2 separate regions of the Homo sapiens genome follow, and region 2 is linked to region 1. The links are chromatin contacts, found by Hi-C or POLR2A ChIA-PET in ENCODE. All regions are on one chromosome and are shown on one strand. The core of a region is the stretch at or near the end of the contact, and the rest is flanking DNA. Distances in the headings are between cores, read along the strand shown.

Region 1 (2,653 bases), core at 154-2,653:
TCGGATCAGCCGGGCAGGAGAGATGGTGGAGCAGCCTCCTGTGCCTTACTTGGTTAATTTGGAAGTAGCTCCCGTCATCTTCAATGCGAATCTTGGCCACGCCACTTCCCGCCCTTTTTTCCACTTTGACAGGCTTGATGCACTCCTAGAGCAGGAAGAGACCCCAAATCAGCCCCTGTGAGTGGGCGGAGGTTCCCTGGGAGGCCAGGCCTCAAGGATGGCTGCCCAGCCGCACAGCCTGAAGGCTCTGCCAGGAGCCATGCACTCAGGGACTGAGGCTGGTCCCACCGTCTTCTTCCTGCCCCACTGCTCTCACCCAGGGATCGGGTTCCCAACATCCTGCGGCACTGAAGTTCCCAGTGTGCAGGAAGGCCAGTGCTAACAGCGCCTGCAAACTACCCACCTGCGGAGACACCACCAACACTGACCTTCACCCTTCACGTGAACAGGGGGCGTGACCACCACAGAGACCAGAGTTGCACTGCCCATCGAGAGGACGTGTGCTTGGATCTGTTTGGAGACCACCTCCTGCTCAGTGCCCGGGAAACAAGTGGATTTCTCTCTCTTCTCCTTGAGAACCCTGGCAGCCCAGAAAGCCGCCTCCCAGCTCATCCCTGCCGGAAGCGCTCCCAGCAGCCCGCCTCTCGCCCTGCTCAGCTCTGGCCCCGCGGGGCTGTTGGACATGGACAGGCAGGTGCACCCAGAAAAGGGCGCCTGCAGCCTCCCGGGTTCAAGGGTAGCTGTCCGGCCCACCAGGGCGACGTTAAGGACAGCTCTACTGAGGAGCCACTGCGGGGCGTCTAGCGGGCCGCCCCTACTGCCCTCAAATGAGGTGGGGTCCCCACCGCACCCGTTTATGCAGATGCAAAGGCTGTGGCTTGGGGGTCCTGAGGCCTGACAAGGCGTCCTGCGCAGGGGAAGGGGAAGAGGCCCCGGCCCGGGCCCCGCCGCCCTCCAGCTGCGACCCAGGGGTCGGGTTAGGGTTAGGGATGTGTGGGAGCCGCCTCTGCTGCCTCCTCTGGGTTGGGCAGGCCGGCGCGAGCCCGCGACCACGGGACCCTCCCACGCAGCCCGCCCGGACACCATGGGGCACAGGAGCGGGTTGGGGGGCGCCGCCCTCCCTGGCCTCAGTTTCCTTGTTGGTAAGAAGCGGGCCTCAGTGTCTGAGGCCCCGCGCCCGGGTCGATAGAGTCCCTGACGGCCCAGACCGGGCTCCCGGGATTCGGATCTCATTCCTCAGGGGAGGAAGTGGGGCGCAGAGCAATTTCCCTCCGCGCGACAGGGCACCGAGCGCAGCCTCGACCCCGCCCGCCCAGGCCGGCCCACCTGAGACGGCCCGATGAAGTCATCCAGGTCCGTCAGCTGCAGCGCCCCGCTGAAGGGCGACGCCATGACGGCCGCACTGCCGCCGCGCGCAGGTGTCGCTAAACGGCGCGAAACGAAGTGGCTGGTTCCGCCACGCTGCCGGAAAGCGCCCCCAGGACGCATGCGCACCTCGTCCCGGGGCCGGCGCCCTCTGCTGACGAGCCCCGGCGCTGCGGCTCCCCGCCCACCTCGCGGGAACCCGGGACCTACCGCTTCGTCCACCTCCCGCGCGCCCCAGGCCCCGGGTTGGGGTGCAGGGGGCGCAGGGGTTGGTCGGGCCAGCGCCGCAGCTCCGGCCCCGGAGTCTCTCCGCCTTCACAAGGAAGCGGAGGGGATCTGGCTCCGTCCATTTCCTCATCCTCTGCGTACCTGCGGACCAGGTGCTCCCGGATGCAACCCAAGAACCCGGAACGCGCCTGGCACACAGGAGGCGCTCAGCTCGTGTTGGGGAATTCAGGCAGGGAAGAAAGCATGGATAGGCACGAGGTCTCCCCTTCCTGGGGAGCCGCTCCCAGGGCCTCCAGCCCCTTTTTCTGTTATCTTGGAGACCAGTCTGGAAAAGTCCATGCCCCTGGGAGACCCTGAAACAGGACCCTGTGGGCCGACTCGCTTTTCGTTTTTTTCTTTTTTTGAGACAGAGTCTCGCTCTGTCGTCCAGGCTGGAGTGCAATGGCGCGATCTCGGCTCACTGCAAGCTCTACCTCCTGGGTTCAAGCGATTCTCCTGCCTCAGCCTCCCGAGTAGCTGGGACTACAGGCGCCCACCACCACGCCCGGCTAATTTTTTGTATTTTTAGTAGAGACGGGGTTTCACCGTGTTAGCCAGGATGGTCTCGAACTCCTGACCTCGTGATCTGCCCGCCTCAGCTTCCCAAAGTGCTGGGATTACAGGCGTGAGCCACCGCGCCCGACCCCGACTCACTTTTTTTTTTTTCTTTTTTGAGACAGAGTCTCACTCTGTTGCCCAGGCTGGAGTGCAGTGGCGCGATCTCGGCTCACTGCAACCTCTGCCGCCTGGGTTCAAGCAATTCTCCTGCCTCAGCTTCCCGAGTAGCTGGGATTACAGTCACCTGCCATTGCATCCGGCTAATGTTTGTAGTTTTAATTAGAGACTGGGTTTCACCATGTTGGCCAGGCTGGTCTTGAACTCCTTACCTAGTGATCCACCCACCTCAGCCTCCCAAAGCGCTGGGATTACGGGCATGAGCCACCGCGCCTGGCCAGTTACATGTATATCTGGCATCATATGGCCAGTTACATGTCTAATGGCCAGTTTTATGGGGACTTTT
Region 2 (7,021 bases), core at 1,716-4,215, 3.5 Mb after region 1:
GCCTGTAATCCCAGCTACTTGGGAGGCTGAGGCAGGAAAGTCGGTTGAATCTAGGAGGCGGAGGTTGCAGTGAGCCAAGATTGCACTCCATTCTGGGTGACAGAGTGAGACTCCGTCTCAAAAAAAAAAAGACTGAGTGTCATTTTTACAGCTACCAGGCACTTGCCATACCCATAGCTAATTTTCTCACAGGTGCTCTGTTTCCCAGAGACTGAGAACCATTAGGCGACAGGTCCAAAACCTGCAGCTTGTGTGTGCAGCACCGTGCCCTACAATCCCCTCTGGCAGGCCTGGGAGACAGAAAGACAGGGAGATCCCTGCTGGTCACTGAGGGATGGAGCAAAGCCCACCAGCCTGAGATGACCCTGAGAAGCAAATGCATCTGGCCAGAAGGTCCTGCCTAATGAACACATTTGATCCCAGACTGGCTTCCCACCTCACCCTGCAACCCCTACTGAAGGTAAACAAATCCAGGGACCCCCAACTCCATGCCTAATGCACAGCTGACAACTGTCTTGCAATGGACGTTGCCATGTCCAACCCTGGACGAAGGCCCTACACCTTCAAGTCCTTGGCCTACCAAGATCCAGCTACCCTGGGGGACTGCTGGTATGCTCCAAAGGAACGCTTGGGGCAGGGATAAATTGAAGCCAGAATCTCAGGGGGCCCTGAGAGGACTCACCCAAGGCCCAGGCATGGCAGCCAGAGGGCCCCCCAACCCTGCCCAGGATCAGGCCCAGAATGTCTTCTCCAGTAGGCACAGCGGCTCAACTGCACCTCCGCGCTGCCCAGCCCAGCCCTGCAGCAGCAGCAACCCCAGGACAAGGGTTCAAGTTCCAGTTCCACCACCTGCTGTAGTGGTCCCTTCTCCAGTCTCTGTGTCCGCCTCTTTAAGCGGAATCAAAAGACACTTTTGACTCATAGAAAGATTATGACAACTCAGTGAGAAAATTCTAGCAAAGTGAGTCCCCAGAACATAAAAAGAGCTCAAGAATTTTTTTTACTTATTATTACTGGGCCCTCCAGGTGGGCCTCGTGCAAGGGCCAGCCCTCGGGGCATCCCTGCCAGCTGCCAAACCCATCAACTGGCCCAAGTCTAGGTATTGACTGGGAACTTCAGAGTAGCCTTAAGGTGGGGACCCCCGGGGCAGAGGGTTGGGCAGGAGTGTCTACACGTGTGCAGCAACCTTCCCTCCAGGCCGGATTCTGCAGGCGCTAGCGTCCACCAGCCTGTGCCACACCGGCGGGCTCCTCCTCCCTCAATCCCCGCCCAGACTGCCTCGGGCGGCAGAGCACGTGGCTCCAGCCCTGGGGAGCCATTTCGCTCCTGGAGCAGCGCGGCAGGAAAGGGGCCACAGGTCCCAAACTTGCGCACGCCGTAGAACGCCCACCTCCCCCACACCACGCCCAGGGGGTCGTTCAAAATGCAGATGTCCGGGCCCCAGCGATCAGAGTTCCAGGCATGTGCATTTTAAGAAGTGTGCGGGGTGGTTTGGCTGTGTGTGGTCCTTGAGTCCATCACCCTTTGGGTTTAGAGCAACCTAGGACCAAAGCTTGCAAAGTGGCTTCTGGGGAGGCCTGCGGACCTCGGGCCACCCACCCGGCTGGGGGACCCGACGCTTTCGGTTTACGGCAGGGGGGAGGGGCGTTGGATGGGAAAGTTTGCAGAGGAAACCCACGTGCGGCGGGAAGCTGCCCTGCGAGGCTAGGGGCGGCCTCAGGTGTCCCTTCCCCAAATGGCCTGCCCACCTGGCCTGCCTTGCCCATCGTGCCCGCGGGGGCCGAGCTTTGTGCAGGGAAAGCGTGGCCCAGGAGCGCCTACAAATCCCACAATGCTGCACCAGCAGGACACGGAGAACTACAGCTCCCGCGAGGCCGCGCGCAGAGGTCCGCCTACTCCAAGAGGGCTGCAGAGTCACGTCCAGGCCTCGCTAGTAAACAGCGCCCGGGCGCGGGCGGGCGAGCGAGCGGCAGCCAACGTGCCCCGGGCCGCGGCGCCCCTACCGGCCGCGCGGGCCCCTCGGGGTCCGCCCACCCCCAACACCCACACGCGAGCACGCCCCCGACCCCGCTGCAGCCCCGCTCTGCAAACACGCACAGTGCCCGGCTCCCCGCCCCCACCCCGCGCCGGGAGCCGCGGCATGGCTGCATTGTAGCCGCCCTAGCTACACCCCCACGCGCGCCCCGGGCCCCCAGACCCCCTTGGATGGGGACGACCTCAGATCCCGAGGAAGGAAGGAGAGGAAGGAAGCCGCCGCAGGAGGGGGAAAGAGGAAGCGCGGGGGGGAAGGCCACCAGCACCAAGCATGGCCGGGACTGCTGCAGAACCACGTGGGTCTGTTTGCAATTTACAAACGTCGCGACTCGCCCGCCTGCAGCGGACAAAAGTGGCCGGGGCCGCTTGGGGCCCCCATGCTCCAAGGAAGGAGGGTCCCGGGGCGGCGCGGACCCGGCGTGTGGGGCTGCAGCCGTCCCGGCAGCTAAGAAAGGCTAGCGGGGTCGGCGGCGCGGGCCATGCGTGCGCACACGCGCGCCCGCCCGGGCGGGCTGGCCGGGGGCTGCAGTGGTAGGAAGGGGGTGGGGGGAGGAGGAGTACACACCTACAGAGCCCTCCTATCACTTCTTTCTCTGTTTTCCTGAAATGTTGCAAAGAGGGCACCTTCTGAGTGGGCACCATGAAATACTCCATAGCGATCGGCCCCCCTCCTCTGCACGAGCCAGGTCCCGCGATCAGCCGGAGAATGCAAGATGGAAATCCGAATCAAAGGGCAGCGCCGGACGGAGGTGCAGAATCGGCCGGTCCCAGATGCTGGCGGCGGCGGCGGCGGCGAGGGGAGGGAGGCGGGCGGGAGGGGCGGGAGGGAGGTCTCTCCGGCCTGCCTCCCCGGGCGTGTGTATGTGTGTGTGTGTGTGTGTGTGTGTGTGTGTGTGTGTGTGTGTGTGTGTTTGCAGCTGATCAGATGTCTGTTTCAAGGCGGGAAACAGCTGGTGAAAACTCAGCACTCCCCCGGCCTCCTTCCGCGGAGTAAGGAATTGCATGTAAACAAAGGACTATTTGCAGCGCCCCCCGGGCGGCGCGAGGCCGGGGCGAGAGGGGCGCGGGCCCCCGGGGACCGGCTGCAACCGGGGTCTGCAGGCCTCTCGCGGGGCGCAGGGGGCCGGGGGCCGCGGGCGGGCTTGCGGGGCGCGGCGTGAATGGAGCGAGCTGCGGCCGAGCTACATGCGCCACTATGGGTGATGAGGTCCATCAGCTGACAGGTTGGCAAGCGTTGCAAAAAAAAAAAAAAAAAGGCCAGCCACCGCGCAGGGAGCCCAGCCCGTGCAGCCCGGAGTCCAGCAGCGACTGGCCCAGAGCAGGGTCCGCGCGCTCGGCCGGCCCGCAGGGAGGAGGGGGCGCGGCTGGGTCGGGCGTGCAGCGGCAGCAAGGAAGGCGGCCTGGGGTTCGCGCTTGGGGCTTCTGCTTTTTCACCATTGCAGCTGCACGGAGCGGAGCCTCTCCGGTGTGCTCCCTTCGAGCCGAGCCCAGGGCCCCCTGGAAACTTGCGTCACAGCCACCGCTTCCCACATGTAACTCGGGGCTGACTTCGGAGGCCGGCCAGCTTCCTCCCTCCCGCCTTGCTTAGCTGGCCGCACGGCCGGGACTCCGGATCCTGGGAATCTTGGACCCGGCGACGGGACGGCAAAGGGCGCCTCGGATGCTGGGGCCGCCCTAGGAAGCCGGGGGCCCCGGCAGGGAGGGGAGGGTGGAGGCGGGCCTGAACGGCAGCGGCCCCCGGGCGCAGGCTGCCAGCGCTGCGGGGAGGTCTGCTGGTTGCTGCCGGGTCCCCTGCTATTCCCCCAGACCCGCACTGTTCCCTCCGCGGGCTGAAGGCTGCAGCTTCCCATTCATAACAAAGCCCGTGTGGGACTTGCCCCTCCGCCAGGATGCGCTCCCCAAGAGGGGGTGACGACTTGGGGCAGGGACGGGGACCCTGGCGGCGAGCTTCCGTCCTCCGCTCGCACGCCGCACCTTCCGGCCCCAGGCCCTCCCCTGGCTCCTGGAGGGTTGGCTCCTGGCTCAGGAAGCCCACGCCTGCCTTGGAATGTCCTGGATCCTGCCCACCGCCTTCCAGGTTCCGCCTAAATCGCGCCTCCTAATTTGACTTATTCCTACTAGTAACAATAGTTACTGTTATTATTGGGAAATATTGTTATTAGATGTTGCCAGCACCCGGTGGATGCCGAGCAGTTTTGCTTACACGCTCTCCAATCCTTGAAGCAACCTGTTAGGCAGTTTCTCTAAGGAGAGATCCCAGACCACTTGACCAAAAAAAAGTCTCTGGAAGGCTTACTATGTTTCTACTTAAAAAAAAAAAAAAAAAAAAAAAACTTTCGGCTGGGCGCGTTGGCTCACGCCTGTAATCTCAGCACTTTGGGAGGCTGAGGCGGGTGGATCACCTGAGGTCGGGAGTTCGAGACCAGCCTGACCAACATGGAGAAACCCCGTCTCTACTAAAAATGCAAAATTAGCCGGGGGCCTGGTGGCACATGCCTGTAATCTCAGCTACTCGGGAGGCTGAAGCAGGAGAATCGCTTGAACCCGGGAGGTGGAGGTTGCAGTGAGCCAAGATCATGTCATTGCACTCCAGCCTGGGCAACAAGAGTGAAACTCCGTCTCAAAAAAAAAAAAAAAAAAAAACCTTTTTACTGTTTTTCAACAAATAGAGATAGGAGTCTCACTGTGTTGCCCAGCCTGGTCTTGAACTCCTGGGACTCAAGGAATCCTACCTCTACCTCCCAAATTGCTGGGATTACAAGCATGAGCCATGGATGGCCCTGGTGGGAAGCCTATTTTTAACTGCCCTTAGTGAGCAAGCTATTCTTTTTTTTGTTTTGTTTTGTTTTGTTTTTTAAGACGGAGTCTTGCTTTGTCACCCAGGCTAGAGTGCAGTGGCACGATCTCGGCTCACTGCAACCTCCGCCTCCTGGGTTCAAGTGATTCTTCTGCCTCAGCCTCCCAAGTAGCTGTGGTTACAGGCACACACCACCAAGCCCGGCTAATTTTTGTATTTTTAGTACAGATGGGATTTTGCCCTGTTGGCCAGGCTGGTCTCAAACTCCTGACCTCAGGCGATCTGCCCACCCCGGTCCCCCAAAGTGCCAGGATTACAGGCATCAGCCACCTCACCCAGCAGTGAGCAAGCTATTCTGGTGCATTACTGTCTCCTTATCCTCTCATTTTGCACATGGGAAGACAGAAGCTCACAGCTGCAGACAAGAATGCACTCAGGAGTGCTGGCTGCAAAAAGCCCTGGTTCTTTATATCACACTCATCCTCCCACCTGCCACACCTCACCTCTGATCAGGGCCTTATTTTGTACTTGCTTTTGTTATTTTCCAGAGCAAAGCATTCTGTCATACTTAGTTATATGTGGCCTTCAGAGTGTTCTCTGGCTGTCTCCCTGGTTCAATTTTTTTTTTTTTTTTTGAGACGGAGTCTCACACTGTCGCCCAGGCTGGAGTGCAGTGGCGCGATCTCGGCTCACTGGAACCTCTACCTCCCAGGTTTAAGCGATTCTCCTGTTCTCCTGCCTCAGCCTCCCAAGTAGCTGAGATTACAGGCGCCTGCCACCAGGCCTGGCTAATTTTTGTGTATTTTTAGTAGAGACGAGGTTTCACTATGTTGGCCAGGCTGGTCTCGAACTCCTGACCTCGTAATCCACCTGCCTCCGCCTCCCAAAGTGCTGGGATTACAGGCATGAGCTACTGCACCTGGCCTCCTTGGTCCAATTTTGTCTCCCAGAGACGAGGGACTGTGCTTTTACTCTTTTCTCTCTTCACGGGGGATGGTACAGGGCTGGGCACATGTGTGAACTGCAGAGAGTGATCTGCAAAGCTGATATCCCTGGAGACAGCCTTGGCAGAAAGGATGAGAGGGAGACCCTAGGCACAAGTGGGTGGCCCAGGCAGACCCGGGAGCTGGCTGCCCACACTGAACTGGGTAGTAGGCACTCATCCCCTCTCCTAATAAATCAAGGAAGCCCCCGCAAAGCAGCGGCATTTGGAGTCCGGCCAGGGGATGGCAGAGACCTGCTTTTTCATTTGTCTTGGAAGTCATTTCTAGGCCCACACAGAATCTGGTTCCTGGGGCAAGAGTTGACATCGCAAAATGTAAGAGAGTGACAAAAATTTCAACACCCAAGATAAATTATGTTGGGTTTTCTTTGTTGTTATTGTTGTTTTTTTTTGAGACAGAGTCTCGCTCTGTCACCCACGCTGGAGTCCAATGGCGCAATCTCGGCTCACGGCAACCTCCGCCTCCCGGGTTCAAGTGATTCTCGTCCCTCAGCCTCCTGAGTTGCTGGGACTACAGGAGTGCGCCACCATGCCCAGGTATTTTTTGCAATTTTTGTAGAGATAGGATCTCACCATGTTGCCCAGGCTGGTCTTGAACTCCTGACCTCAAGTGATCCACCAGCCTTGGTCTCCCAAAGTGCTGGGATTACAGGCATGAGCCACCGCGCCCAGCCTCAAATTACGTCTTAATTTAACATTTTAAAACATCAAAATTGGCTGGGCACAGTGGCTCATGCCTGTAATCCCAGCACTTCGGGAGGCCCAAGTGAGTGGATTGCTTTAGCTCAGGAGTTCAAGACCAGCCTGGGCAACGTGGTGAGACACCATCTCTATAAAAAATATAAAAGAATTAACTTGTCGTGGTGATGTAGTCCCAGCTGTTCGGGAGGGTGAGGTGGGAGGATTGCTTGAGCCCAGGGAGGTTGAGGCTGCAGTGAGCTGTGATCGTGCCGCTGCACTCCAGCCTGGGTGACACAGCAAGACCCTGTCTCAATAAAATAATACATAAATAAAATAATAAAATAAAATAAAATAAATTACTGCCAAAAATCCATACTAAACACACTCTCCACATTTTAATGACTATCTCAGTATTACTGATTTTTCCCTTTCCCTCAGGCTTCAGTATAGCTCTCCAAGACACTGTTGCTGATCCTTAGCTTTAAATTCAAATAATGGCCAGGCA

Evidence for each region. Hi-C counts contacts between places; a loop is a spot of excess contacts on that map. ChIA-PET counts read pairs that join two places held with the same protein, here RNA polymerase II (POLR2A). Pooled maps may share reads with other maps.
Region 2: a loop to region 1 is called in a pooled map, with 4 times the contacts of the local background. The contact joins the promoter of TFAP4 here to the promoter of CIAO3 in region 1. A Hi-C loop is called at or near these places in 1 of 50 pooled maps. POLR2A ChIA-PET finds 5 or more read pairs at or near these places in 2 of 52 experiments (WTC11 and activated T-cell).

Annotation. Positions count from the first base shown.
Region 1 is chr16:739,594-742,246 of GRCh38, forward strand. CIAO3 (cytosolic iron-sulfur assembly component 3) reads right to left here and starts at 1,404. Exons shown (of 11, transcript NM_022493.3): 1 at 1,327-1,404; 2 at 50-145. The coding sequence starts at 1,392. RefSeq lists silencers at 730-1,029, 1,400-1,459, 1,530-1,809 and an enhancer at 951-1,546.
Region 2 is chr16:4,270,058-4,277,078 of GRCh38, forward strand. It overlaps TFAP4 (transcription factor AP-4), which reads right to left and starts at 2,966. Exons shown (of 7, transcript NM_003223.3): 1 at 2,601-2,966. The coding sequence starts at 2,689. RefSeq lists enhancers at 1,183-2,159, 1,701-1,890, 2,791-2,840, 3,137-4,112 and silencers at 1,971-2,130, 2,491-2,540, 3,261-3,910.